3 separate regions of the Homo sapiens genome follow, and all the other regions are linked to region 1. A link is a loop called in an ENCODE intact Hi-C map of the cell type or tissue named here. Cell type or tissue: endothelial cell of umbilical vein. All regions are shown on one strand. Each heading gives the region's core, and the rest is flanking DNA. Links, peaks and the distances in the headings are about the cores only.

Region 1 (10,274 bases), core at 2,277-7,276:
TACTCAGTACTTACTGTGTGCCAGACAGTGAGTTAAGTACTTCATATACATTACCAAACATTCTAATATAGCATTTGCACTATTTTTTCCCTTTTGACCCATTTTGGTATAACAGAAAAAACGTTTCATATGAATTCAGAATATTTGGGCTCAAGTCCTGAGTTGACCACTTGCTGGCTGTGTGATCTTTAGCAACTCACTTAACTTTCCTTACTCTCAATTTTATTACATAGGAATATTACCTTTACAAGTCTTTCCAGAATCATAGAGAAGATCAAGTGACATTACCTGTTAAGCACTTAGGACAACACTTGGCATGTAGAAAAGATTTAATAAATTAGATCAGTCATCATTATCATAACTATTTAAAATTTTATTCATAGAGAAATGAATATAAGTAAAAAGACATTGTACAGTAGATTCAGCCTCATGGCATGCATTTCACAGAGCACTAAATTTTTCTTTTTGTTAGTTCATATTTGTATTAAGTAGAAACTACATAGTACAACTTATACTCAATTTATTTTTATCTTATTTATTGTATCATAGATTATAAAGCTAAGATTATATTTTACTGCCTCATGTTCCATTTTTAAAAATCTGAGTGCATCTCTCTTCTAGCAGCAGAAACCAAAATGCAGTTTTTACTGCATAAATATCTGCTAGTAAGAAATATGAAAATGGTACTTATTTTGTATAATATTTCCCAGTTTCAGGCCAATATTTAAAACACATTACAAAGCTCTTATAATATCAGTTATTATTGCCAGCATGTTTATACCATTTTTTAAGACACTTGTTTTATTAATCTGTTTTCATGCTGCTGATAAAGACACACCAAAAACTGGGAAGAAAAAGAGGTTTAACTGGACTTACAGTTCCACATGGCAGGAGGTGAAAGGCACTTTTTCCATGGCAGCAACAAGAGAAAATGAGGAAAAAGCAACAGCAGAAACCCCTGATAAAATCGTCAGATCTTGTGAGACTTATTCACTATCACAAGAATAGCACAGGAAAGACCAACCCCCATGATTCAATTACCTCCCCTGGGTCAATCCCACAACACGTGGGAATTCTGGGAGATACAATTCAAGTTGAAATTTGGGTGTGGGCAGAGCCAAACCATATCATTCCACCCCTAGCCCTCCAAATCTCATGTACTCACGTTTCAAATCCAATCATGCCTTTCCAGCAGTTCCCCAAAGTCTTAACTCATTTCAGTATTAACCCAAAAGTCCACAGTTCAAAGTCTCTTCTGAGACAAAGCAAGTCCCTTCTGCCTAGGTGCCTGTGAAGCAAGCTAATTACTTCCTAGATACAATGGAGATACAGGTATTGGGTAAATACAGCAGTTCCAAATGGGAGAAATTGGCCAAAACAAAGGAGTTACAGGGCCCATGCAAGTCTGAAATCCAGTGGGGCAGTCAAATTTGAAAGCTCCAAAATCATCTCCTTTGACTTCAGGTCTCATATCCAGCTCACACTGATGCAAGAGGTGGGTTCCCATAGTCTTAGGCAGCTCTGCCCCTGTGGTTTTGCAGGATACAGCCTCCCTCCCAGCTGCTTTCATGGGCTGGCATTGAGTGTCTGTGGCTTTTCCAGGTGCACAGTGCAAGCTGTTGTTGGATCTAACATTCTGTGGTCTGGAGGATGGTGGCCCTCTTTTCATAGCTCTACTAGGCAGTGCCTCAGTAGGGACTCTGTGTGGGGGTTCTAACCCTACATTTCCCTTCTGCACTACCCTAGCAGAGGTTCTCCATGAGGGCCCCATCACTGCAGAAAACTTTTGCCTGGGCATCCAGGCATTTCCATACGTCTTCTAAAATCTAGGCAGAGGTTCTCAAACCTCAATTCTTGACTTCTGCGCACCCACAGGCTTAACACCACATGGAAGCTGTCTAGGCTTAGGGCTTCCACCCTCTGAAGCCACAGCCCAAGCTGTACGTTGACCCCTTTCAGCCACAGCTGGAGCAGCTGCGTCATAGGGCACCAAGTCCCGAGGCTACACACAGCATGGGGACCCTGGGCCTGGCCCACAAAACCACTTTTTCCTCCTGGGCCTCCAGGCCTGTGATTGGGAGGGACAGCTGTGAAGGTCTCTAACATGGCCTGGAGAAATTTTCCCCATGTTCTTGGGGATTAACATTAGGCTCCTTGTTACTAATGCAAATTTCTGCAGCTGGCCTGAATTTCTCCCCAGAAAATGGGTTTTTCTTTTCTATCACAGAGCCTGCAAATTTTCCAAATTTTTATGCTCTGCTTCCCTTATAAAACTGAATGCCTTGAACAACACCCAAGTCACCTCTTGAATGCTTTGCTTCTTAGAAATTTCTTCCACCAGATAGCCTAAATCATCTCTTTCAAGTTCAAAGTTGCACTAATCTCTAGGGCAGGGGCAAAATGCCACCAGTCTCTTTACTAAAACATAACAAGAGTCACCTTTGCTCCAGTTCCCAACAAGTTCCTCATCTCCATCTGAGACCACCTCAGCTTGGATTTTATTGTCCATATCACTATCAGCATTTCGGGCAAAGCCATTCAACAATTCTCTAGGAAGTTCCTAACTTTCCCACATTTTCCTGTCTTCTTCTGAGCCCTCCAACCTGTTCCAATCTCTGCCTGTTACCCACTTCCAAGGTTGCTTCCACACTTCCGGATATCTTTTCAGCCACGCCCCACTCCTAGTACCAATTTACTGTATTAGTCTGTTTTCATGCTGCTGATAAAGACATACTAGAGACTGGGAAGAAAAAGAGGTTTAATTAGACTTATAGTTCCACATGGTGGGAAGTAAAAGGCACTTCTTACATGGTGGCGACAAGAGAAAATGAGGAAAAAGCAAAAGCAGAAACCCCTGATAAAACCATCAGATCTTGTGAAACTTATTCACTATCACGAGAATAGCACAGGAAAGACCAATCCCCATGATTCAATTACCTCCCCTGGGTCAATCCCACAACACATGGGAATTCTGGGAGATATAATTCAAGTTGAGATTTGGATGGGGACACAGCAAAACCACATCACTTGCATAGAATGACATTGCATAAGCATAGTATCATCATTTTCTTAAGTATTCTGGGTTTTCCTAATCTTTTATAAACAATGTAAAATTGTACATCTTTTACATATATACATTTTTACAGACATTAAAAAGAACATACGTAAGTAGAATTCATAAAGTAAATTTTCTTGGTCAAAAGTTCCATGGTTTTGTTTGTTGTTTGTTTGTTTGAGGTGAAGTCTTGCTCTGTTGCCCAGGCTGGAGTGCAGTGGCATGATCTCAGCTCACTGCAACCTCTGCCTCCTGGGTTCAAGCAATTCTCCTGCCACAGCCTCCCAAGGAACTAGGACTGCAGGCATGAGCCACCAAACCCAGTTAATTTTTGTATTTTTAGTAGAGACGGGGTTTCACCATGTTGGCCAGGCTGGTCTCAAACTCCTGACCTCAAGTGATCCACCTGCCTCAGCCTCCCAAACTGCTGGAATTACAGGGGTGAGCCACCATGCCTGGCTTTTATTTTTATTTTTTATGAATAAAATATAATTGCTTTCCCCAAAGGCAATAATAATTTATACCCTCACATGCAGTGAATGTGCTTTTATACCCACACCTTTATTAACATTAATCTTAAAAACTGTAATTGGAAGAGGTTGAACCTAACGGCCAAAAGGTGGCTGTTGACCTGAAGATTAAGTTGTTATAAAACCCAAAGGGAGGGATTGAAACCTCCTTTGCAAAATTATGACTGAGACAGTGAAAGAGATCTAACTTAACCAACTCCATCTTGCTTCTAACCTCCAAGCTGTCCTTGTTCATTCCTGGCATAGGCTGAACTAACTTTAGGGGAAACTTTGTAGTTTGTAGTTTATAGTTTAAGCAAAGACGGTAACAGCCATTTCCCAAAGCAGATCTCCTTCTTGCCTGGGGACTAGATTGCCTTTATAGGACTAACATTGGCCACAAGATTAGAAATTATGGTTTAGGAGTCATGCAGCTGGAGGCTACAAGATTCTGACCCTCTCTAAACTGTTCCTAAGATCAGTGCTTGAGATATTTTGCAGACCCTGCACTTGATGGATCAGCTGGCACCACCCAGATCAATAAACTGGCTCAACTGATCTTGTGGCCCCCAACCAGGAACTGATTCAGCCCAAGAAGACAACTTCCACTCCCTATGATTTCACCTCTGACCAATGAGCACTCCTGGCTCACTGGCTTCCCCGCACTCACCAAGTTATCCTTAAAAACTCTGCTCCGGGCCAGGTGCGGTGGCTCACACCAGTAATCCCAGCACTTTGGGAGACCAAGACGGGCAGATTACTTGAGGTCAGAAGTTCTAGACCAGCCTGGCCAACACGGTGAAACCCGGTCTCTACTAAAAATACAAAAATTAGCTGGGAGTGGTGGTGGGCGCCTGTAAGCCCAGCTACTCAGGAGGCTGAGGCAGAGAATCGCTTGAACATGGGAGGCAAAGGTTGCAGTGAGCCGAGATAGCACTACTGCACTCCAGCCTGAGCGATAGAGCAAGACTCGGTCTCAAAAATAAAATAAAAATAAAAATAAATAAACTCTGCTCACTGAATGCTCAGGGAGACTGGTTTGAGTAATAATAAAACTCTGGTCTCCGAAAAAAAAAAAGTGGCTGTTGAATTACTAGTAAAGTTTAACTGTACACGTTTTTCTCCATCCTCTACAAACAAAAATAATAACCAACCTCTGAATACATTTAATTTTATCCTCCATATTTGATATGTATTAAGTTGAGAAGAACTCTCTCAATTCACTAAAGAAATGTTTTTACTGTCTCTGTCTTTAAAGAAAAATAATTATAAACAAAATGTAATATGTCACCACGAGATTTGAAAGAGTTGGACAGACCTGGTTTCAGATATCCGTTATTAATGTGTAAGTATTCAAAAGATCCAGAAGGTGGCAGTATAATAATGTTTTCCTAAATTTTGGACCCAGATTATCTGAAAATATATAGATTGTTCCCATTTTTATTTTCTCTTTTCTTAAAGTGATGCACGATCATAAAATGCAAAGCACTAAGGAACAAGAGGAGGAAACCTCCACACACTTACAGAAAGAGGAACCGTGAGGGGATGGAATGTGCTCAGGTAGGGAATTAGAGAACTCGCTACAAATTTCAGCTCCTTGGGCAAGTCCCTTAATCTTGAAGTCTACGTTTCCTTGTAGGTGAAATCATATGGCAATGTCCACCCACAAGACCACTGTGAAGACTAAACGAGATAAATTATTTAAATGTACGCAGCACACTGGAACATAAGAATGTAACAAGCATTCAATCAATTTTTTTTTGAGATGGAGTCTCCCTCTGTTGCCCATGCTGCAGTACAGTGGCACAATCTTGGCTCACTGCAAACTCCACCTCCCGGGTTCAAGCGATTCTCCTGCCTCAGCCTCCCAAGTAGCTGGGATTACAGGCATGCGCCACCACACCCGGCTAATTTTTGTATATTTAGTAGAGACGGGGTTTTCACCATGTTGGCCAGGCTGGTCTCAACTCCTTACCTCAAGTAATCCACCTGCCTCAGCCTCCCAAAGTGCTAGGATTACAGGCATTAGCTACCGCACCCGGCCCAATCAATATTATTTTATGCAGTTCTGTAGGGAACTACTCCAAGACTTAGAATAATATTGTTTAGGAAACAATGAAATAGAAGCCTCATACATATATAATAAAAACCTATTATGTTAAAGGCCTACATCTTGAAAAAGGGTAATAAGACACACAGGAGAATGTCCTCCCTCCTCAAGGGGTGGGGAAAGAATTACCTAAGCAGGTAACAGTGCAAGGCAGTGAAGAGAAAAAAAGGTCTCCAGCGAGTATGATGCTCTGAAAAGTCTTCACCTAAAATAAAAGGAAATAATTTGATATTTGAAGGAGAAGAGAAAAGGTATTTCAGAGGTAGGAGTGGTACAGCTCTGGGTGTGTTTGGAAGGCCATCAATGAATAATTTGACTTCTCTAGAAATTAGGTAAATAGGCAGGGCGCTGTGGCTCACACCTGTAATCCCAGCACTTTGGGAGGACGAGGCGGGCGGATCACGAGGTCACGAGATTGAGACCATCCTGGCTAACATGTGAAACCCCGTCTCTACTAAAAAATACAAAAAATTAGCTGGACGTGGTGGCAAGTGCCTGTAGTCCCAGCTACTCGGGAGGCTGAGGCACAAGAATGGCCTCAACCCGGAAGGCAGAGATCGCAGTGAGCCAAGATCACGCCACTGCACTAGAGCCCGGGCAACAGTGCGAGACTCCGTCTAAAAAAAAAAAAAGAAAGAAAGAAATTAGGTAAATAAGGTACATTAGAGTTGCATTACAGAGAGGCACAGATTAGGGCTAATAGTTACTGACTACATGCCAGTGCTTCTCAAACTTTAGGTGAACAAGTAACCTCCAGGTATCATTCACGTTGAGATTATTATTTAAATCATAATCTGGGATGTAGCCTGAGAGTTGTTAGATATGAGTTCTGAATTTCTCTTCAAAGAATCAGTATGTCAGTATGTTCAATTCTTTGCCTTCTACTTTTAAACTTAATTTCCTCGTAAAGCAATCTTTTTCGATTACCTGCTCCATCCTGATTCATTCTGATTACCTGCTCCACCATGACTCATTCTGATTACCTGCTCCACCCTGACTCACTCTGATTACCTGCTCTGCCCTGACTCATTCCCCACCCTGACTCATTCAGATTTCCACTCTGCCATAACCATTTTTCCCACCGTACCACTCACCCTGTCACTCTTTAAATTAGCCAATCGGAATTTGTTTAGCCAGTGCGGTCTAACCCTAGCCAACAGGGGAACGACACAGCAGCAGGGGCCACATGCCTCAGGAATAAGAACCCCTTCCCCTCCCTTGTCCAGCTGTGCACTCACCATTGCTCCATCTGTGAGGGTGCACCCTTCTATAGGAGTAAATTGCCTTGCTGAGAAGAAAAAAAGAAAATTTTATATTTGAGTGCCATTTATTTTGTGGCACCAAAACTTTATTTATAACAGAGTCTATGTTTCTAAAAAGCTCCCAGGTGATGTCAATGCTGCTGATCTGAGGGCCACATTTTGAGTAGTGAGACTATAAATGAAAAGACCCTAAACATTTGAACAAGTTATAAAAGAATCTGAATGTGGTGACAGTTCATCTAGAGACAAGATTCAGGTTTGATTGAAATAACGAACGTGGAGTAAAACACGATATAAATGTTTTCATGTTGGGTACTAAAGGACCCATGAAACTTATAATTTGAGATGTTGGGAGAAGAAAACTACAAGCATATAAATAAACCAAAAAAAAGGCAAATGTAGAAAGTTATATGCAGAGAATTAGCATAAGGTGATGTAATAGAGAATGACAGGGTAGATACTCTAAAGGGAGTGGTCAGGGAAATCTGAATGACAAGAAAAATGAATCTGAAATATGTTATCTGACTATTAATGACAAGGAGGAGCAGATCATGCCAAAATAGGAGCAGAAGAGCATTTTATTTTTTTTTTTTTATTTTTGAGATGGAGTTTTTGCTTGTTTGTTTGTTTTTTGAAAACAAAGCAAACTCTGTGGCCCAGGCTGGAATGCAGTGGTTCCCTCTTGGCTCACTGCAACCTCTGCCTCCCGGGTTCAAGTGATTCTCCTGCCTCAGCCTCCTGAGTAGCTGGGATTATAGGCACGGGCCACCACACCTGGCTAATTTTTGTATTTTTATTAGAGATGGGGTTTCACCACGTTGGTCAGGCTGGTCTCGAACTCCTGACCTCATGATCCACCTGCCTCAGCCTCCCAAAATGCTGGGATTACAGAGGTGGAGTTTCACTCTTGTTGTTCAGGCTGGAGTGCAGTGGCATGATCTCAGCTCACTGCAACCTCTGCCTCCCAGGTTCAAGCAATTCTCCTGCCTCAGCCTCCCGAGTAGCTGGGATTACAGGCTCGTGACACCATGCCCAGCTAATTCTGTATTTTTAGTAGAGACGGGGTTTAACTATGTTGGCCAGGCTGGTCTCGAACTCCTGACCTCAGGTGATCCACCCGCCTTGGCCTCCCAAAGTGCTGGAATTACAGGCATGTGCCACCGCAGCCAGCGGGGAGAACATTTTAGATGGAAGTCTTCTTTTGGGAAGACTGTGAATGCAATGTGGCTAGATTTTATGAATAAAGGGATGAGTGGTATGAGATGCTGCTTGGAGACACATTCAGTCCAGGTCAGGTCATGTAGTGCTTTGTTTTTGGTTTGGTGGGTGGGGGCTGGGGGCTGTTTTTTTTTTTGTTTTGTTTTTTTGTTTTGTTTTGTTTTTTGAGGCAGGGTCTTGCTCTGTCACCCAGGCTGGAATGCAGTGGTGCAATCATGACACAGCAGCCTTGACCCCCTGAGCTCAACTGATCTTCCCACCTCAGCCTCCCAAGTAGCTGGGACTACAGTCGCATGCCACCATGCCCAGCTAATTTTTTTTACTTTCTGTAGAGATGGGGTTTCGCCACGTTGCCAAGGCTTGTCTCAAACTCTTGGGCTCAAGCCATCCACCTTCCTAGGTCTCCCAAAGTGCTGGGATTATAGGCATGAGCCACTGCACCCAGCCCGTTTAGTGTTTTGCAAATTAAATTGCAGAATTTGGATTTCATTCTAAGTGCAATTAGTTGCCACTAGATAGTTTTAATCAAGAAATATATAAGTGATGTGATTTAAAACTTTTTAGAAATGATTTTGACTTGAAAATACTCATCAATCTTAACAAGACTTGTGCCGCCTGATGTCATGCAATAGGAAAAGCCCAGTACAACCTATGAGGTATTCTTTCCAAATGAATTGAACCCGGATCTTACTAAGCCTCAAGCTCTACCTACCAGTTTACAGAAAATTTGGAGGTTAGAAGAACATGTTTAACAACACTACAAGGAATCCATTAGCTAGATACAGAAAGTGGAGTATTCTACAGGATAAATAACATTTTATTTTCCAAAAACAAATGGATAAAATGGGTATACTAGTATAGTCTTACAAAACACAACAACAAAAAAAAAAAAGCTAGAGAGGCATACCAACCAAATGCAATGTGTTTAATTTAATGATAATTAAATAACAAAGCATATATTGAGAAATAATTGATCATTTTTAGGTGTAATTATTCCATACTGGTTTTACTCTTTAAAATTCATACCTGTTGGAGATATCTACTGAAACATTTATGGTTGAAATGATATATCTTGGATTTGCTTTAAAATACTTAAAAGAAAAAAAAGAAAATGTGTTATTGGGAAAATAGATAAAGATGGGGAAATTATTGATAACTTTTGGAACTGCTGTGGTAGCATAAAGAAAAGTGATATACTATTCTATTTATGTGTGTGGGGTTTTTTGTGTTTTTGTTGGTGGTAGTGGTGGTGGTAGTTGTTGGTTTTGTTTTGTTCTGTTCTGTTTTGTTTTTCTTTTTTTTTTTTTTTTTGTTTGAGATGGAGTCTCGCTCTGTCACCAGGCTGGAGTGCAGTGGCATGATCTCGTCTCACTGCAACCACCGCCTCCCAGGTTCAAGTGATTCTCTTGCCTCAGCCTCCCAAGTAGCTGGGACTACAGGCACGTGCCACCATGCGCAGCTAATTTTTGTATTTTTAGTAGAGATGGGATTTCACCATGTTAGCCAGGATGGTCTCAATCTCTTGACCTCATGATCTGCCAGCTTTGGCCTCGCAAAGTGTTGGGATTACAGGCGTGAGCCACCTCACCCAGCCTCTGTTTTGTTTTTCTAATACAGGGTCTCACTGTTGCCCTGACTGGAATGCAGTGGTGCAATCATAGCTTACAGCAGCCTCAAACTCCTAGGTTCAAGCAATCCTCCCACCTCAACCTCCCAAGTAGCTAGGACTACAGGAACATGCCACAACTTCTGGCTAATTTTTTATATTATATATATGTTTTTAAATTTCCCCGTGTATACACACATACCTCAATCTGGTTGAAATGCAGAGAATGGGTTGCAGGGAGGCAATAGTGAAAGCAGGGATGGCAGTTAGAACACTGTTGCAGTGGTCCATGTACGAAGAGCTGGTGGACTAGACTAGTGGTGGTGGTGGAGATGTTAAAGAGGTGGATGGTCTCAAAATATACTAGGGAAATTAAATTGACAAGACTTCTTGATGATTTGGGATGGGGTTGAAGTGAGTTGGAAAAGAAAGGGAAGATACACTTTCAAGATAATTTCTGAATTTTTAGCATTATTTTGACAGGTTGTGGGGAGGCTGGGGTGCAGGGTTAGGA
Region 2 (9,695 bases), core at 1-5,000, 110 kb after region 1:
TAAGTTACAGATACAAAAACTCAACACTGCCCTCTGCCCATACTTTTTCTCATACCCAGGTTATGTGGTATGCAAAAGCCCCTTTGTGGGAGAGCTGTAGCTAGCCCTGAAAAGAGAGCTTTTCTCTCAATTTTAAGTTATTTACATTACTCATTCATTTGTTCTATATAGCATGTCTATTTACTTTTATCAAAATCAAACTTATTAACCAAGTTAATTTTGATTTTACTATTTCTTAACATGATTCATTTCTATTTCAGGTACTCCCCTTTACTCCTGCTTCTCCTTACCAAAAAAAAAAAAAAAAAAAAAATTCTGCCTGGAGAAATGGGAAACAGGCACAATTGATATATATTTTTCTTATCTTTTCTGTTGTTGTTTATTTCTTGGTTTTACCTTGTGGGTATTTCTTCAGTTTTACCAGTTGAATATTAAAATTTCAGCACCCGTATTTTCTATTTCAAAAGTTTCTTATTTTCTGAAATTTTCATTTTTTTAGTCTGCTGTTATTTGCCTCACAGATATAATAACCTAGTCTGAGGATGGCATTTTAAAAAAAGTCTTCCTCTGTTCCGTCTTGTTCTGTACCTTCTGTGCTCTCTGCATTCATTTTATTCATTTTTGTCTTTGATGCATGGCCCTTCTTCAGATATTTGGTGATTCTTGGCTGTCCACTAAATATTTAAGAATAGGGTATTAAATGCCAGGCTCATGTGGGTAGGACTTACTGATTGCTGGGTTTTCTCATAGCTTGAATAGGTAGGGACTTGTCTGTTTTATTACTGTATACCAAATGCTAATAATAACAAATATGTTTTCTTGGATCAGATATTTGCTCCAGAAGAAACCTTCCCATTTCCTTAAAGGCCTTAGCTTAGCTGCCAGTGCTCCAGGAGCTGAGTGGAGAAAAGAGATGCAAGTCTCACTAGTTAGTATGTTGACTTTGTCTTAGCCCCCATGTTTTCCTTAGGATGCCTTATCCCTGCCTTGGTGTCCTTGAGAGCAGAGCTGGTTCAGCCTTACTAGAGTAAATTATAGGTCTTATTCCCCAATATGGGTGAGTTTAAAAGCTTCTTACTTCAAGCACTTGTCCTGTTTTCAGCTCATCTCTCACTTCTACCTTGAGCAGTTCCCTGTGTTTCCAATTTCTAAGGCTTCCCAGGCTTTGTATGCAGATGTTTATTTTTTACTGGTTTCTACCCCTATAGGCTTAGGTTTTAGCTTTCTCTTGTAGGCTTAGTCTTTATTACTGTTTATCTATTGTCATCCTTGGTGACTCCTCTTGATTACTGCTGTCTCTTTTGTTCTTTTTGTCTTTATATGCCTGTTTTATTGCTGATGTCATTTTAGTGATGTTTCAAGAGTTGGAGACAAAAGATTTAATCTGTTACATTTAATTGGAAATGTATTTTGACTTTTCTAACCTTCCTTTATAGACATCCCTTTCTCCATCCTTTGTAATTGTACTTGTTACTAATACAGTATAATTTTCATTTTTGTAGCCTGTCTATTTTACTTTTTATATTTTGTTTAATCAAGTTTTCTCCTATTTTTTCATATTTGAACAGATACTCTTTTTTTTCCCCATGAACCTACAAATCTAGAAATAAAAGTATTAGAATGCTAAAGGATTAGTATTTTTCTAGAGGAATGGTATCTTATAATAGTTTCTTGTTTCAAAATAAATTACTGATTTGTATTTTCTCCCATATTATCCATGCCCTTTAAGGTGTAAGTCTGGTTTTAGAATGCTAATTTGTGACCTGTGTTAGAGAATTGCATATTGGAGTCCTTCGCCTAGAGGATTAATAGCTTATTTATTAAATATGACTTCTTGGGAGCAGGCATGTCCAAGTAATGGCTGTCACTTATGTTGAAAAAAGTGGTAATAATATATGGATACATAGAGAAGTTTAAAAAAAATACTTCAGGCTGCATGCAGTGGCACATGTCTGTAATCTCAGCACTTTGGGATGCTGAAGCGGTAGATTGCCTGAGCTCAGGAGTTCGAGACCAGCCTGGGCAACATGGCAAAGTCCTGTCTCTATCAGAAATACAAAAATTAGTGGGCGTGGTGGCATGTGCCTGTGGTCCCAACTACTTAGGAGGCTGGGGTGGGAGGATTGCGGGACCCCAGGGAAGCCGAGGCTGCAGTGAGCCGTGATGGCATCACTGCACTCCAGCCTGGATGACAGAACGAGACTGGATCTCAAAATATAGATAAATTTAAAACCCCGCCCCCCCAAAAAAACACAAAAAACAAAAATGAAAAGGTAGTTGCTATGTAAGATTTTTTTTTTAGCAAGCATATTAAAGATAAAATGCTATGATATTTTATTAAATGAATTAAGGTGTTTGTTGTTAAAATGTCTTCTATTTTAGGACATATAGCAACATAGTTGCTTGCTGGTTTATGAATAGTGCTTAAATATTACTTCCTCATGGTCTAAAATAGTGTCCCTCACCCCACTATCACTCACTGCACCTATATTTTGCTTTATTTTTCTTCAAAACAGTATCACTCCTTCTGACTATATTTATTAGTCTATTTTCATCAACTAGATTAGCCTTTGTTTTATTCATTGCTGTGTAATGAGTGTCTAAAGCAATGTGTAGCACGTTGAAGGTATTCAGTAATTTGTTAAAAGAATGAAAGAGTAAACATTTGCCGCTTATAAAAGGAAATATGCCAAATTTCAAGTAGATATTGAAATTATTTGAAATAACTCATGAGATATAGAGGAAGGCAAGCTGTTACAATGTAGTCATATGCAAATGATAATATTAGAAACTTGAGTTACTGATTTGGGTTCCAAGACCATCTTAGCATTTCTGTTTTGTGCTGCAGGTATCTCCTCCTCATGTCAAAAGTATCTCATAAGTGAAGTTCATTGGGAAGATTTTCATGTATTTTGACAATTTTATAGGTTGGAGAATTATAGATAGGACAATTTACTTTGAAAGACACACCTTTAAAAAGCCTCTCTAACTTTTCTTAGCTGGATGAAAAAGAAAGTCGGCGTCTGTTCCAACAGATCCTTTCTGGTGTGGATTATTGTCACAGGCATATGGTGGTCCATAGAGATTTGAAACCTGAAAATGTCCTGCTTGATGCACACATGAATGCAAAGATAGCTGATTTTGGTAAGGATAATTTTATAGTTTCTTAACGTTCATTTCTAATGTTCTTATAGTTTCAATGAACCTACCTAGAATTCTTCAGATAACTGTAAAAGATTACATAAAGTAATAGACTGAGTATATCAAAGTATTCTGTTTTGTCTATGAAGATACAAAAAGAAGAAAAGCTAAGAAATCATCTTTTCTTAGCTTTAAATGTCTTTATTACTATTATTTTATAGAGGCAGGGTTTCGCTTTGTCGCCCAGGCTGGAGGGCAGCGACGTGATCATAGCTCACTGCATCCCCAAACTACTGGGCCAGGTGACCCTCCTGCCTCAGCCTCCTGAGTAGCTGGGACTGCAGGCGTGCACTACCATGCCAGGCTGTTTTGTCTTTTTGTAGAGACAAGTTCTCACTATGTTGTCCAGGCTGCTCTTGAACTCCTGGCCTCAAGTGATCTTCCTACCACAGCTTCCCAAAGTATTGGGATTACAGGTGTGCACCACTGCACCTGGCTCTTTAAATATCTTTAAAATTAAATTTTAAACAACTTAAGTTGGTAGTATTAGAGAGACTATTTGAAAAGAGTATTATTTGTGAAAGAGAAGGTAGCAGCTTTATTTCCAGTATGTTCAAAAGAATCAAGTATGGAGAAGAAGGAAAGTGAGTGGGATGGAATTATTTAAAACCTTAAAAACCAGAAGTGAACTATGTGAATTTAATTATTTAAAATTATTTAAAACAATTTTTTAATTAAAAAAATTTATTTAAAAATTTAAAAATGTTTTAAATGATAGTAAATTATAATTTGTTTAAAGAACATTTTGATTGTTAAAAATGAATTTATTTTGGCTGGGCGTGGTGGCTTATACCTGTAATCCCAGCATTTTGGGAGGCCGAGGCGGGCGGATCACCTGAGGTCAGGAGTTCGAGCCCAGCCTGGCCAACATGGTGAAAACCCATCTCTACTAAAAATACAAAATTAGCTGGGCATGGTGGTGCGTGCCTATAGTCCCCACTACCCTGGAGGCTGAGGCAGGAGAATTGCTGGAACCCAGGAGGTGGAGGTTGTAGTGAGTTGAGATCGCCTGTCCGGCCTGGGCGACGGAGTGAGACACGGTCTCAAAAAAAAAAAAAAAAAAAAAGAATTTATTTTTTCTGTATTTCCTATATAAATTGCCATTGACCTTACTAAACCTAAGAGAAAAAGGAATCTCTTCTTTTCTTTAGGTTGGTTTTAGTTCAAATCAGATAACTTTTTTTTGTTTGTTTTTTGTTTTGAGACAGAGTTTCACTCTGTCACCCAGGCTGGAGTGGTACGATCTCGGCTCACTGCAACCTCTGCCTTCCAGGCTCAAGTAATTCTCCCACCTTGGCCTCCCAAGTAGCTGGGACCACAGATGTGGGCCACCACATGCAGCTATGTTTTTTTTAATTTTTGGTGGAGATGGGGAATCACTATGTTGGCCAGGCCGGACTCGAACTCCTGAGCTGAAGTGATCCGCCTGTCTTGGCCTCCCAAAGTGCTGGGATTACAGGCGTGAGCCACCATGTCTGGCCCAGAGAACATTCTTATAAAAATTTTCCTCAGTTTTGACTACATCTATGTATCTATATCTATAACTATATCTATTTAAATGTTCAGAGATTAACTGGAAAATGCCAACCAAACCTGAGCTGGTTGTTTTGGTGTTTTGTTTTTTTTTAAAATAGTAATTGGCTAAATTATTTGAATTTCTTATTCCTCAGTTGATTATTTTTATAGGGTGCATTTTTGAGGGAGCAACAGTTTCTTTTTGGAGTAAAACTGTGAGGGAACTTTGAAATTCAAAATTACTGTTTTTTTTTTTTTTTTTTTTTTTAAAGAATCAGAACAGGCTTAATAGGAACTTTGAATTTTAATCCTTCTATTCATCTGTTATAGATTATTTTCCCTAGTGATTTCTGTATTAATAAAACTTAAACATGGCAAGTTTTTTCTAATAAGCAAAATAACCAACAGCTTAATATATTTGTATTAAACTCTAACAGTGCACTAACTTTAAATGTTGAAATAGATTACACATTTTAGGGCATAATGGCAGAATATTTGGCTACAATAGACCATAGGATTTTGTTGAAGCAAATAACAAAATGATGATTTATCATTTTAATGCAAACTCAATTTTATTGTTTAATGGGATTTTAATTTTTGTCTTTGGGAAATCTTTTGAGTAGCTGATTTTGTGCACTTTCAGGTCTTTCAAACATGATGTCAGATGGTGAATTTTTAAGAACAAGTTGTGGCTCACCCAACTATGCTGCACCAGAAGTAATTTCAGGAAGGTAGTATTTGATACCCTGCCTCCCTCAATACATTTGAAATTGTCTTTTTCTCCTAGATTTTGTTAGTCTATAGTGTCATATTTAATTCTAATGAAAGGAAAGAAAGATAAGGCTTATTCTTAACCACATTTATATGTGAATGAGGGTTAAGGACTACAAGTCAACATTATATTAAAGTTGTTAGAAGAGAGTACATTAATTTTTTTCCCAGGTGGAAGAAATGGAAAGTTTAAAACTAGGGTGTTTAAAAAGTAGGTAAGACACTGGAAACTTGAATAATACAGAAATATCTAGTAGTTAGAAAAGGATTACTATTTACTTAGAGGAAAAATTAAACATGTAATGTGTAGCTTTAATTTTTTACATAGATGGCATTTTGTAGTACCTTTATGTTTCATGATAAAATGTCTTGGGGAACTGGGCTGAAGTAATCTTTAGACTTCATTTATGTTGAATCTTTGTTCTTTAAACCTTTTAGAGACTGCAATATTATAAGAATTTTAACCTCTCAATTTACTAACTACCAGCATTGAGAACATGAAGATATTTGTACAGTGTCGCTTTTTGAATAGTTTGGAAAACAGGAGAATTTAATATTTTTAAGAATAACTCTTTGTCCTTCACTATACTACTGAAATTGAAAACAGAAGCTGAAGTTTGCTAGATTTATAATGAACTTTTAATAACTTTTCACCCAAACCATGCTTATTTGTGTGAATGTTTTGCATCTTGATTAACTCAATGCAGAAATACTGTAGTATTTTCTATTTTTATAAGCTTGTTGGCCTAGACTGCTCAAAGAAATGAGATTTGTGTAAAAATATGGCTGTGAGTAAGGCAGGAGTACCTAATTTTAGATTTGTCAAGTTTCATCTTTTTTTTAAATATTAACTTAATGTCAAAAATTATTTAAAAAATTTTTAAAAAAATGGTGTTGTCTATCTTAATTCTTTTAGGAATAAAACAATTCAGGACATGGAGACTGTGGAAAGTTGTTATTTAAATAAATAAAAAGAAATGTTATAACTGTGCATATATGCAATGGGCTATTACTGAAATTTAATTTTTCTAGTTTGGATAAAGTCTTTCTTCAAGCTCTTGGTGTATGAGAACTTTTACTTTCAAAATAATATTTATCGATCAGTTCAGCAGTACATAAATTTAAAGAAATCCTTTTCCTGAATCCAGGCTTTGAATGGGTGATCTAACTAGTCTGCAGCTAGTTAAGGCACTTGACTACAATGCACTGCAAACGGGATTTAAAAACTCTGTGAACCAATTTGCCTGGCTTTCTTTCACAGCCTCAGGATCCTTTCACCTTGGTGTAAGGGGTCTTGTGTTATTGGGATTGTGGGCTCAGAGTCCATTACTAAAGAACATTCTCAGTTGATGAAATATCACTTAATCTCTCCTCTGTAACAAAAACCAATGGTTTTAAATTGAATAGTGATATGTTTGTTCAAGATTTGGCCCTATTGTCAGATCCCATCAGGGCCATAGTAAATAGTAGAACAGAATTTTAGCCATGGTGTGTAATTTACAAACTTCTTGACTTTTGTTTTCAAAGATAATACTGATGGAATTAACGTTGTAACATGTAGTAGTGGCTATAAAAACCATATTCTGCTTAAGAATTCTTTATGAAATATCCATATTTGAAGTTTTTGATGAACTGAATCTTAGGTTAAAATGATTCTTTAATCCAATTGTTATTTCCTGTTACAGATTGTATGCAGGCCCAGAGGTAGATATATGGAGCAGTGGGGTTATTCTCTATGCTTTATTATGTGGAACCCTTCCATTTGATGATGACCATGTGCCAACTCTTTTTAAGAAGATATGTGATGGGATCTTCTATACCCCTCAATATTTAAATCCTTCTGTGATTAGCCTTTTGAAACATATGCTGCAGGTGGATCCCATGAAGAGGGCCACAATCAAAGATATCAGGTAATAAAGCAGTTTGGAAGTTATCAGATCTGATAGTATCCATGATAAAAGTTATGTGAAAAAAAAAAAGTTGCAGAACAGAATATACAGTGTAATCCTGTTTTTATGTGAAAAAAATAGAGTGTATAGACACATTTATTTTATTTTGTTATTAGAAATACATAGTAAACTGGTTACCTTAGGGAAGTAAGATTCGTAAGAGGGAGGGCTTTCACTTTTTACTTACACATCTTTGTTTTGAAATTTTTACAGTGAACATCATATTACTTTTTAAATTAACAAAAAAGCTAATGAAAGATTGGTGCTGTGGCTCACACCTGTAATTCCAGCACTTTGGGAAGCTGAGGAAAGAGGATCATGTGAGCTCAGGAGTTTGAGACCAGCCTGGGTAACATAGCGAGGCCCCATATATATGTATATCTTTTATTTTTATTTATTTATTTTTTTTGAGACAAGGTTTTGCTCTGTCACCCAGCCTGGAGTGCAGTGGTGTGATCATAGCTCACTGTAGCCAGTAACTCCTGGGTCAAGTGATCCTCCCACTTTAGCCTCCCTAGTAGTTGAGACTACAGGCATCCACCATCATGCCTGGCTGTTTTTTGTTGTTATTGTTTTGCTTTTTGTTTTTGTTTGTAGTGACAGGTCTTGCTATTTTTGCCCAGGCTGGTCTTGAACTCCTGGCCTCAAGTGATCCTTGTGCCTTTCCCTCCCAGTGTTGGGATTACAGGTGTGAGCCAGTATGCCTGGCGTTAGGATTAATACTTTTCAGTAGTAAATTTGTGGGTGGCTATTTTATTTCTTATCTCATGAATTATTGTATTTTTTTTCTTTTTTTAATCCCAAGGAATGAGATTTAATTGACATGTTTTTCCTGGTAGTATACATTGAATTACATGCAAAATTCCTGTTTTGTAGGTAAAAGTCAGTATAACCAGTTTCATCTGGTTCAACCTAATAGTTTAAATTAGACAAAAATGACGATGACAAATTTTCTTCTCAAATTAGAGTGAGCCATTTCTGATGAAGACTTAAACAATTTTATTGCAAGCCTTGTTTCTTTTTTTTCCCCCCTGTGGAAATTTTGGTCCTTTTGGTCTTCTAATGGCTAGACTGCACATTTATCTGAGAAGGAAGAAAGAAATCAGATATGGATCTAGGAATAGTAAATATGAAAGCATTAGTATAATGAAGAAGAAGGAAAGATTATATGTGGAACTTGAAGCTTGATTACTTTCCACTTACTACACGTTTTAGACTAGCTAAAAAAGAGACCATGAATGGCACGGCATGATTTTATCACCAAAGGGAAAGGACAAATCATTCTCTAAAATTTATATTTTAAGATATCTAGGTAAGAAATGTTTTTGTTTGTATTTTACCTATTTTCTTCCAATTAAAATATAATACATGACAATTGAAAAAACTTAGAAAAACACCAACAATAGAGAAGAGAATAAAAAATTATCTTTAATCCCATGACCCAGAAGATAACCATTGTTCTTTTCTTGTTTTTTTTTTCGTCTCTGGATTTTATTTAGTTTTAGCAAAGTGACATAGTTCAGGTCAAACATATTCTTAAATATACGAAGTTAGGGAATTAGAATAGGAAATCATTCAGGGCATGGCCTTTCCAGTCACACAGAACTGGGTCATAATCCTGGTTCTGTCACTTACTGTCTTTGTGACCTTGAGCATGTTCCTTGATTTTTTTTTTAACCTCAATTCCTTCATTTAAAACAAAGAGATATTATCTTCATATAATTGTTTCGATGATGAGGGGAGATAGTGTATATGAAGTGTTTAGCATAAAACTTAGCATATAGTAAGTACTCAGTAGTTGTCTACTATTTTTCTTGTTGTTACATTATCTTCACTTAACATTATATCAAAAGAGTATTATAATGAAGCTACCTAATATGTTCTCTTTCTAAGCTGGAAATAAGCTGTTCTTTTCATTGTTTGTCGCTGTCATTTGTCCCATAACTTTTTTCCCCCCATTGCTGTGTCAATACATTCTCCCTCTTAAAACTGGAGGGAAATTGGAGCATTTCCCTCAACATACACAATGAAGTGCGAGCTAGAAGAGGAAAATTTCAGTGCAAAAAGTGACAATAATACAGTATGAATATAAATATAAATTAAGTCATATTCTAAATTCCCTAAACTGTTACTTTCAGTCTCAGCTCTATTCAAAGTCCTTCTCCTGATCCTGCCATTTTTCTCTCAGGGAACATGAATGGTTTAAACAGGACCTTCCAAAATATCTCTTTCCTGAGGATCCATCATATAGTTCAACCA
Region 3 (10,274 bases), core at 2,409-7,408, 1.3 Mb after region 1:
ACCAACAGCAAGAAGATAAAAAATTCTTAAAAATAATCCATTCACCTGCAGTGAAAGAATGTTCTGCACAGTAAAAATACAAAATAGGATTTTATAATTTGTATATGCTTAGGATAATAGGAATTACTGAATTTATTCATCCATGAAAATAAGCACTGGTCCATTTACCTGTGGCTCTGAAGCCTGGTGAAGCAGGAATGAGGATACCAACCCCTGAGGGAGATTCAGCTCCTTCAAAATGAAGACAAAAGAAATCTTTGAGGTATAACAACTGTTTTAAAAAAATTAAAAAGAAGAGAACTATTTTCAGCCTGTTTAGAACAAAGATTGGATTTAAACCCAGTTTATGCATCACTCATATCCAATGAACTTGGCTCATAACACCCCCACGCTGACACTTGACCACTTGCTTTGATTTCTAGCCAGCAAGAGTAGCCCCAGAGACAGGTATCAAACTCCAGCAGAGCCACCCCCATAGATCTCATGTGTGGCAGCAACTGCCAGGATGAGAAAGTTCAACCGTGCTCTGGCCTTACAGGATCCATTTAGCCTTTGGTTCCCCTCAAGGCTTCCTGGCAAGCAGAATACAACCTGAAACTGCAAGAAAGCCATTCCCTTAGCCAGTGAACTTGGAGTCATGCACGACCTGAGATGAGGAAAAATCCAGCAGATAAGTGGTTTCACCATTTTTCTTCCTCTATAGACAATTCTGATGCACAGGAGTTCTGTACAACTTTCCTAAAGATGTTCTGCAAGATAAGCAACCAGCCATGTATATTGGAAAGCTATGGCCAGTTCTGTAATGTATCTGCTGTCTTTGACTCTAGGTTTCCTGAGACTGCACCCCCATCCTCATGAAAGCACTAGCTTGTAAGTTCTTGTCATGCTTCATTTCCTGAGGAATCCATGTTGATACAAAGTATACATATGTAACAAACCTGCACATTGTGCACATGTACCCTAGAACTTAAAGTATAATAAAAAAAGTAACAATTAAAAAAAAAGAAATAATAATCATATTTGCTCCCAGTAATCGTTTATGAGGTGGCGGAGGGGCAGGGCTTTAATGGTAGGCATTCCTGAAGTCTAAACAGCGTGGGAATGAGTCTGGCAGAACCCATGGATTCTAAGGAGGTCTAAGTCTGAGCCAGTGTGAAGTAAATAGGCTAACCCCCATCCTACGAAAATGTAGGTGGAAATGAGAATCACATTTTGCCATGCCCTATTAAGACAGACCAGAGAGAGAACGGGCAGGTGTTCTCCTGAGAGGTTGTGGTACGTTTAAGCGCTCAAGTAACTCTGAACAGGTGCATTTTATTAGAAATAAGAACAGACCACGCTTTCAGAAAGAATCGGGGAAGCAAGGAAGAAGAAGAACAAATGTGAAGAAGAACTTCCTTACAAATCTTGAGGTCTGGGCGCTCTGAGTTCTGACAGGTGTTAGGAGCAGTTCAGGCTTCAATAGACATAAATATTTTGGAGAATCTGCCTGAGGAACAAAGGAAATTTCCACAAAATTGCAGCATCCCTCGTTTCAGCCACCCTTTCCTAGTCCTGACTTGTACAAATTAAAAGTGCATTAAAAAGCTTATGGCAGTGGTCATCAAAATTATGATTTCAGTGTTAAGTCTGCTACCTAAGAGTTGTGTCACGTCAGTCATATCATTCAGACATTTTGAGTCTCAATGTCTTCTGTGGACTAAAATAAAAAATTGTTAGCAGAATCCAAGGAGATAATGTGAGAAACCTTTTTAAATTGCTGCCTCAGTTAGAATGTTTCCGGCTACAAGGTACAAAGAATCCAAAATTATGAAGGCATTTATTATCTCTCGTCACCAGAGGTCCAGAAGTAATTTCCAGCATTGGTGAATTCTGTAGCTAAACAGTATCATCAGTTTGTGTTAGCTTTCCACAGTTATTTTGGATTCCCCTTGAGTTTGCCACAGCTATAAACACGATGTCCTCACACAATTGTATTAAAAAGTAGTTTGGGGAAGGGACTTCTTCTATGTTTTCCTCTTTACAGCAGAGGAAGAAAAATATCCCAAAGGCCCAACAAACCTCCCCTCAGATCTCATTGGCCAGAACTGGCTTACAATACATGTCCCACTCCAAACCAACCATAGGTGAGGGGATAGGATTGCCCAAACTGGTTTAAAGCACTTATCCCTTGGTCTAAGGGAGGACTCCTCTCTCTCCCTATAGTCCCTTGTCACCAAACACAATCAGGGTTCTGTTGGGACTGAAGTGGAGAATGGCTGTTGGCTAGGAAACCAAAGTGACTGCTAAAATTAAAAAGTGTTAAACAGATAGTATTTTTTTAACACACCGTATAAAAAGATTTAGAGGGTTTAAAAGAAATGAATACTTTGGGAGGCTGAGGTGGGCAGATCACAAGGTCAGGATTTTGAGACCAGCCTGGCCAATATGGTGAAACCCCGTCTCTACTAAAAATACAAAAATTAGCCAGCCATGGTGGTGGGCGCCTGTACTCCCAGCTACTCGGGAGGCCAAGGCAGGAGAATGGTGTGAACCCGGGAGGCGGAGCTTGCAGTGAGCTGAGATTGTGCCACTGCACTCCAGCCTGGGCGACAGAGCACGACTCTGTCTCGAAAAAGAAAAAAAAAAGAATAAGAACAACTTTTTGTCCTTGAGGATCTTAAAATCCAACCCAAGGAAACCACAAAGCAAACAAGCTTCATTGAAAGAAGGTTTATTCTGAGAATATGTTCCCTGTGAGTTTGACTTCCTATGATTTCCAAAGCAATGATCAGGATAATAGATGTATAATGTGATTACCATCCAATCAATCAGTTCTGTAAAAATATAAAAAGGAGCAAACAAGTGGCATGTCCTGCCTAATAGCAATAAGTTCCAGTTTATAAAATTATATTCCTGATTGTTAAAGATTTAAGAAAAAGTTGATTCCTGCTCTTCCTCTGTAATTGGGTTTTGATTTGCATGAAAATTTGTATTGTGCAGCTCTCAGAATTTACAGCCCTTCTAACATGTCAGTGGGGATACATGAAGGTAGGGGTTAATTTCATCTTTCACTTGATGAAACTATTGACAGATATGGCACAGGATTTCAAAGAATTAAAGACAGAGATAGATGTTTAGGCATATATAAACAAGCTGTTTAATTGTGCAATAAAGAATAGATACAATTTCCTTGGGGATTCCCCTTGCCTTCTTCCTGTTTTTTCTCCACTTTCCTCTGTGTTTGAAGACTTTGTCTTGCCATGAGTTTTTAATGAAACCCATATGTTTATCACATTTCATGACAGACTCGGTTGTTTGCTTCTCAAAGTCATGTAATTTTTTCCCTAGACAGATTCAATTGGCAGCCTTTGCAGATTCCTTTGCACACAAATGACACCACAACACCAAAGCTCTAGGAGCAAGCAGCAAATTCTATACCTTGGTAATTCTGCCAACAAGATACAGCATTGCAAGCTAATTTTTCTTTTCCTTAAGGAAAAAAAGCAGAAAGGATAGAATGAAAAGCTCTCTATAAGCCTTGACAAGAAAACATACTCACATATCATAAGAGAGCAATAGGCTTTAGAGCTTTCTATGATTTTTAATGCTTGGTTGACTCTACAACAGCCCCCTCAGACTTATCACTTGCCACAATATCAGAAGATCTTGGATGCTGAGAACAGATGTAATTAGCATGACTAACTCTTATAGTCCCAAAGCTTCAGACATCAGCAGCAGAGAGGAGCCAAGCAGACACAGGATGAATAATGAATAATGAGAAAGGTTGCAAAATATGCTTTAAAATTATATGTCTAATTTTTCTTAAATCCACAAAACTTCTGTTAAATGAAGCTATGCCATTTCATTAAATTATCTACATGTTATTTAAGAAAAAAAAAAGAAAACAACTTTAGTATAATTTCAAATGTCTCCTTCACACAGACACAATCATGCTCATGGCCCTCTGTTGTATAAAGATTTCCCCGTTCCAGGCCGGGTGCGGTGGCTCACGCCTGTAATCCCAGTGCTTTGGGAGGCCGAGGCAGGCGGATCACAAGGTCAAGTAATCAAGACCTTCCTGGCCAACATAGTGAAACCCTGTCTCTGCTAAAAATACAAAAATTAGCTGGGCATGGTGGGGCGCACCTGTAGTCCCAGCTACTGGGGAGGCTGAGGCAGGAGTTATTGCTTTAACCTGGGAGGCAGAGGTTGCAATGAGCCGAGATCATGCCACTGCACTCCAGCCTGGTGACAGAGCAAGACTCCGTTTCAAAAAAAAAAAAGATTTCCCCTTTCCTGCTGTCTAGTCAAACTACTGGAAGGGAATGATTTCTTCCTTTCTCTTCCCTTGACTATCAAACTTTTAAAAAGAGATTTCAGACTTTCTTACAATCTCTCCACTCCTTTCTCATGGTAATCTGCTTTCTACCCCATTAATTTTCTTAAAGTCCAATGGCCTCTGTTCCAATCATCTTCTCAAACTTATTGAAATATTCCTTACTCTTGTTCCACGTATCCTTCTCTGCAGCCTCCTAAGACACTACAGCCACCTGAGAATTCTGTTAAACTTAACCATATCATTGGTTTCTCCTAAATGCAAGCGTTATCTAGACGTTTCTTAGGACTTTGGCCTTTATCTCTCTGTGACTTTCTTATCTACTCCTAAGGCCACAAATATCCACTCTGTGTTTATGTCTCTCTTAAATTTTACTTCTTAATCTAAACAGGAGACCCAATTGTCAACTGCTAAGTTAAATCTGTGTAGATGCACAAGGGCACCTGAAAATACTCCCTTTGGTCCAAGCTCAGTCTTTCTCCTGTTATACTCTGGTTAGCTTTCCCCTAAACCAGATTAAAATACTGGAGTTATCTTTGGCTATTTGTTCTTTTGAATGTCTGACATCCAATTAGTTGCTCAGTTCTTTCCCTTCTGTGTCTACAGTTATTTTCCTCATCTAAGCCATAGTTTTCCCATTACCACTCTTCGGGATCTTCCCCTTGCCTTCTTCCTGTTTTCTAACAAACACTCCTCTCTTTTACATCCTTCCACTTGTCCTTTCCCTGTCAGAGTTATTTTTCTAACGAACAATTTTGACCAAGTCATCCCTTACTCAAAGCCATCTATCTCTACAGAATAAAGATATGTCTACGACATTATCCCTCTAGTTAACAATACTGTGTAGTACACTGTAAAATTTGTTAAAAGGGTAAAACTCATGTTAAGTGTTCTTAACACTTAAAAATACTAAAAAAACAGATTAGTATCTCTATCTTGGCATTTAAGGGAGGTCATAATTAGGTCCTTAGCAGGCTATGTAGCTTTAAAAACATTAGGTATAGAATTGTTTTAGCAACCAAAAAGGGCTGACCACAGAGGAGAAAAATCAAAAGAAATAAAATAAAATAAAACAAAATAAAAAAGGATATAGGTTGTTTTCATTTGCCCTTTTTTTCCACTTTGATGGCAAAACTTAACTTTTTAACAATGATTGTATTGCCATCTGCTGGAATTATTGAGAACTGCATTTTAAGTCTTTTTTTTTTTTTAAGTGTGAAGTGTTTTCTTTCAATTTTTCAAAAACTCTTTCTAAATATGGCTTTTAATGTTGAATCTAATAAGAGATTTTAGAGCTTCATGTAAGAATGATCTTTGATTTTAAAGCACACAAAATTACAATTAACAAATTGATACAGCCTTTGCTTATAAGAGACTATGGTGCTTCATCCCTTATTACTAACATCATTTATATCATTGAGCCCAAGAATAAAACAATTGGTGTGATGGGGAGTAAAGTGTGTTATCTAATGTCAGGTGACTTTCAGTGACATCACATTTTTAACACTAATTAACAATTCAAATTCTTACCATCTCGTGAGACTCAGAACTAGAATTACTTTTTCCAATAAGGTCTTCCCAAGCCAAGCCTCCCCCTCCCTGAATTTGTGAACTTATTTGCATATACCCTTCACCTAAGATTAGTCATAGTGCATTATATTGACAGGTAACATTTTCTATGTTTACCTCTCAATATATAATAGTGGTTAAGAATCTGGTCTCTAATGCCTCTTTCAAAATATACATTTTCCACTTACTAGCTGTTAATTAAAATTTTTGTAATCATTTTCCTTATCTGTCAAAGAGAGATAACACTATTTCCTTCATAGGGTTGTTGGTAAGATTAAATTAGCAAAAACTGTAAAATCACTCAAAGCAGTACCTGCTATGTAGTAAGCACATAACAATTACTAGCTAATAGCAGTGACCTGAGCAGATTGTTAAAATTGTGTAACTCATACAACAGGTAGCAGTGAGTCCCACATAGGCTTACAACAGTATTATTAAAGACTTTTTATTAGCTATTTTTAAATTAATTAGATTTTTATGTATAATTTACATGCAGTAAAATTTATCATTTTTAAAGGTACAATTTTATAAGTTTGACAACTGTATACAGTTGGTTAACCATAGTCACAATCAGAATATTTCTATCACCCTAACGTGTTATGTGCCCATTTTCATACGTCTCTTGTCCCCACTCCCAAACCCTAGTAACCTCTAACTCCTAAAGACCACTGATCAACTTTTAGCCACTATAGGTTTTCATTTTAGAATTTTATGTAAAGGAAACCATACCATGATGTAGTCTTCTGTGTCTGGATTCTGTTACTTAGCATAATAATTTTGAGATCCATCCATGTTATTCTGTATAGCAGCAGTTCATTCGTTTTTATTGTGGATTAGTATTTCATGGATACTTGACTTGCTTCTAGGTTTTGGCTACTGGGAATAAAGCTGCTGTAAGTATGCATACAAGGCTTTGTGCAGACACGTGTTTTCATTTCCCTGGGATAAATACCTAGAAAAAGGGTTGCTAGGATAAACAGCCAGAGAGTTGCTAGGTTGGATGGTAAAGTCAATGTTTATCATTACAAACTCCCAAACTGATTGTATTATTTTGTATTCCCACCAACAAAGATGAGCTCCAATGGCCCCATCTTCTTGCAAATACTTGATCTATTCAACTCTGGTGATTTTAATCACTCTAATGACTAATAATGTTGAATATTTTTTCACTTGCGTATTTGCTGTTCTTACATCTTCCCTGACATTGATACAGCTTTTGCCTATTTTGCAATTATCTTCTTACTATTGAGTTTTTGAGTACAAATCCTTTATCAGACATGCGTTTTGCAAAAGTTTTCTTCCAGTCAATGGCTTTCCCTTCTATTTTCTTAATTGTTTCTTTAAGAGCAAATTTTTAATTTTGATGAAGTCAAATTTATTATTTTTTCCTTTGTGTCCTATCTCAGAAATATTTTTGTAATCCAAGATCACAAATATTTGTGTGTCTATCTTTTCTGATATGATATTTTTAGCTTCGGATTTTCTGTTTAGGACTACGATTTATCTTGAGTTAATTTAGATGTATAGTGTGAGATAAGGCTTGAGATTCAAAAATTTCACACAAAAATATACAACTGATGCAGCAATTTTTGTTGAAAAAAACTCTCCTTTCCCCATGGTATTATTTTTACATTTATGTCAAAAGTCATTGAACACATATGTGAAGTTTGAATTCTGAACTCTATTTTTGTCCCTTTGATCTATAAGTCTTTTCTTAAACAGTCTAGATTACTATAGTTTTATAGTCCTAGGATTAGGCACTGTATGTCCTACAACTGTGTTTTGGGTTTTTTCAAGATTTTACGTTCATGTAAATTTGAGAGTTATCATATCAATTTCTATAAAAAATGCTGCTGGAATTTTGATTGAGGTTGCATTAAATCTATGTACCAATTTTAGGAAAATTTAAAGCTCAACAGTATTCCATGTTCTTATTCATTACATGATATTTCTATACATTTGTTCAGGCTTTCTTTAGTTTCTCTTAGCAATATTTTGTAGTTTTTGTTATCCATGTGTGATTTTTTTTCCTTTTTTTTTTTTTTTTCGAGACAGAGTCTCTTTCTGTCACCAGGCTGGAGTGCAGTGGCGCGATCTCGGCTCACTGCAAGCTCCGCCTCCCGGGTTCACGTCATTCTCCTGCCTCAGCCTCCCGAGTAGCTGGGACTACAGGCGCCTGCCACCACGCCCGGCTAATTTTTTTGTATATTTAGTAGACACGGGGTTTCGCCGTGTTAGCCAGGATGGTCTCGATCTCCTGACGTCGTGATCCACCCGCCTCGGCCTCCCAAAGTGCTGGGATTACAGGCGTGAGCCATCACGCCCAGCCCATGTCTGATATGTTTTTTATTAAATTTATTCCGTAGTATCTCTTGTTCTTTGATGCTATAATGAATGGTATTTCTACTTCTATTTTCAATTGTTTATTGCAAATATGTAAAACTACAACTAATTTTTATATATTGACTTTGTAACTTGCAACATTGCTGAATGTGCCTATTAGTTGTATATTAGTTTTTGTAGATTCCTTAGAGTTTTCTATGTACCCGATCTTGTTGTCTGCAAACAGTTTTCTTTCCTTCCAATATCTATGTCTTTCATTTCTTTTTCTTGCTTTATTTAGTATTAGCTACCCTAATATGACATTCAATGGATATAGTGAAAAGGCCATTCTTACCTTTTTCCCAATGTTAGGTAGAAAATATTAAGTCATTCAATACTATATGATTTTAATACATAGCCTTTTAATAATTTGATGACATTTCATTTTATTCCTAGTTTGTTGAGAGTTTTTATCATAAGGTAAGCTGAATTTCGCCAAGTGCTTCTTCTATATCAATCATATTGTTTGGTATTTTGTGTAAGTCAATCTAGGGAGTTACATTGATTCATTTTCAAATGTTAAGCCAACATTGTATTATTGTCATGAGCCTCACTTGGTAATGAAGCATTATTACTTTTTATTATTCACTGGATTCAATTTGCCAAAATTTTCTTAAGCAATTTTGACTGTTTATGAGGGATATTATTCTGGAGTTTTCTTTCTAGAAATGTGTTGCTTGATAAAATGAGTTGTGAAATATTTCCTCTTCTGAATTTTCTAAGAGTTAATGTAGGCCGGGCGCGGTGGCTCACGCCTGTAATCCCAGCACTTTGGGAGGCCGAGGCAGGTGGATCACGAAGTCAGGAGATCGAGACCATCCTGGCTAACACGGCGAAACCCCGTCTCTACTAAAAATACAAAAAAATTAGTCGGGCGTGGTGGCAGGCGCCTGTAGTCCTAGCTACTCGGGAGGCTGAGGCAGGAGAATGACGTGAACCCGGGAGGCAGAGCTTGCAGTGAGCCGAGATCGCACCACTGCACTCCAGCCTGGGTGACAGAGTGAGACTCTGTCTCAAAAGAAAAAGAAAAAGAAAAAAAAAAACAGTTAATGTAGAATTTTATAATTTTCTTCCATAAATATTTGGTAGAATTCATGAGTGAAGCTATCTGGAAGTTTCCTATGTAAGAAAGATAGATTATAAATTCAATTTCTCTAAATAAGTTATCTGTTTCTTCTTCAGTGTGCTTTGGTAGTTGCTGTTCTTTAAAAAAAATGATTCATTTTATCGAAGTTGTTGAATTAATTGGCATAAAGTCTTTTAAGACATTTTTCTTATCCTTTTAATGTCAGTAGAACATGTGGTAATGTTTATTTTTTCATTACTAATATTGATTATTCCTCTCCTCTTTTAATTGACCAATTTAGCTGGAAGTTTCTACATTTTATTGACTTTTCAAAGAATCATTCTTAGTTTATTACCTTTCTCTATTATTTGCTTATTTTCTGTTTCACTGGCTTTCCCTTTGTTACTGAAGGATATTTTCACTGAACATAAAATTCTGGTGTGACAGGTATTTTCTTTTAGCACCTTTAAAATGTGCTAATTACTTCTGGCTTCTATAGGTTCTGATGAAAAATCCACAATTATTTGAATCATTGTTTCTCTATGGGTAATGTGCCATGTTTTTTCCTGGTTGCTTTTGTGTGTGCGTGTGTGTGTGTGTGTGTTTGTGTCTGGCTCTGTTGCCCAGACTCAGTGCAAGCTCCACCTTCTGGGTTCACGCCATTCTTCTGCCTCAGCCTCCCGAGTAGCTGGGACTACAGGTGCCCGCCACCAAGCCCAGCTAGTTTTTTTGTATTTTTAGTAGAAACGGGGTTTCACCATGTTAGCCAGGGTGGTCTCGATCTCCTGACCTCGTGATCCGCCCGCGTCAGCCTCCCAAAGTGCTGGGATTATAAGCGTGAGCCACCGCGCCCGGCCTCCTGGTTGCTTTCAAGAGTTTATCTGTCTTTAATTTTCAGCAGTTTTGTTATTATGACTCTGGGGCTAGAGTTCTTCAGAC

What was found. Peaks named below come from ENCODE experiments on the same cell type or tissue, not always from the same donor. Only the 100,000 strongest peaks of a DNase experiment are listed, where the experiment ranks them.
Region 2: it touches region 1 in a loop (3-fold over the local background); 4 of 110 quality-filtered maps call a loop at or near these places.
Region 3: a loop joins it to region 1, with 13 times the contacts of the local background. A loop is called at or near these places in 43 of 110 quality-filtered maps.

What each region holds. Positions count from the first base shown.
Region 1 is chr5:40,874,246-40,884,519 of GRCh38, reverse strand. No RefSeq gene overlaps it. Among named protein-coding and RNA genes, the nearest start is that of C7, 30 kb to the left of the region's middle. RefSeq lists an enhancer at 6,056-7,255. In endothelial cell of umbilical vein, for the core only: no CTCF peak of the experiment used is centred there; a DNase peak (open chromatin) is centred at 4,979.
Region 2 is chr5:40,765,168-40,774,862 of GRCh38, reverse strand. PRKAA1 (protein kinase AMP-activated catalytic subunit alpha 1) reads left to right here. Exons shown (of 9, transcript NM_006251.6): 4 at 3,000-3,144; 5 at 5,360-5,447; 6 at 7,173-7,397; 7 at 9,625-9,695. All of the region lies in intron 1 of LOC124900968 (a long non-coding RNA gene), which reads right to left. Among named protein-coding and RNA genes, the nearest start is that of TTC33, 14 kb to the right of the region's middle. In endothelial cell of umbilical vein, for the core only: no CTCF peak of the experiment used is centred there; no DNase peak of the experiment used is centred there.
Region 3 is chr5:39,574,287-39,584,560 of GRCh38, reverse strand. No RefSeq gene overlaps it. Among named protein-coding and RNA genes, the nearest start is that of LINC02104, 59 kb to the right of the region's middle. In endothelial cell of umbilical vein, for the core only: a CTCF peak has its summit at 5,491 (motif pointing left); no DNase peak of the experiment used is centred there.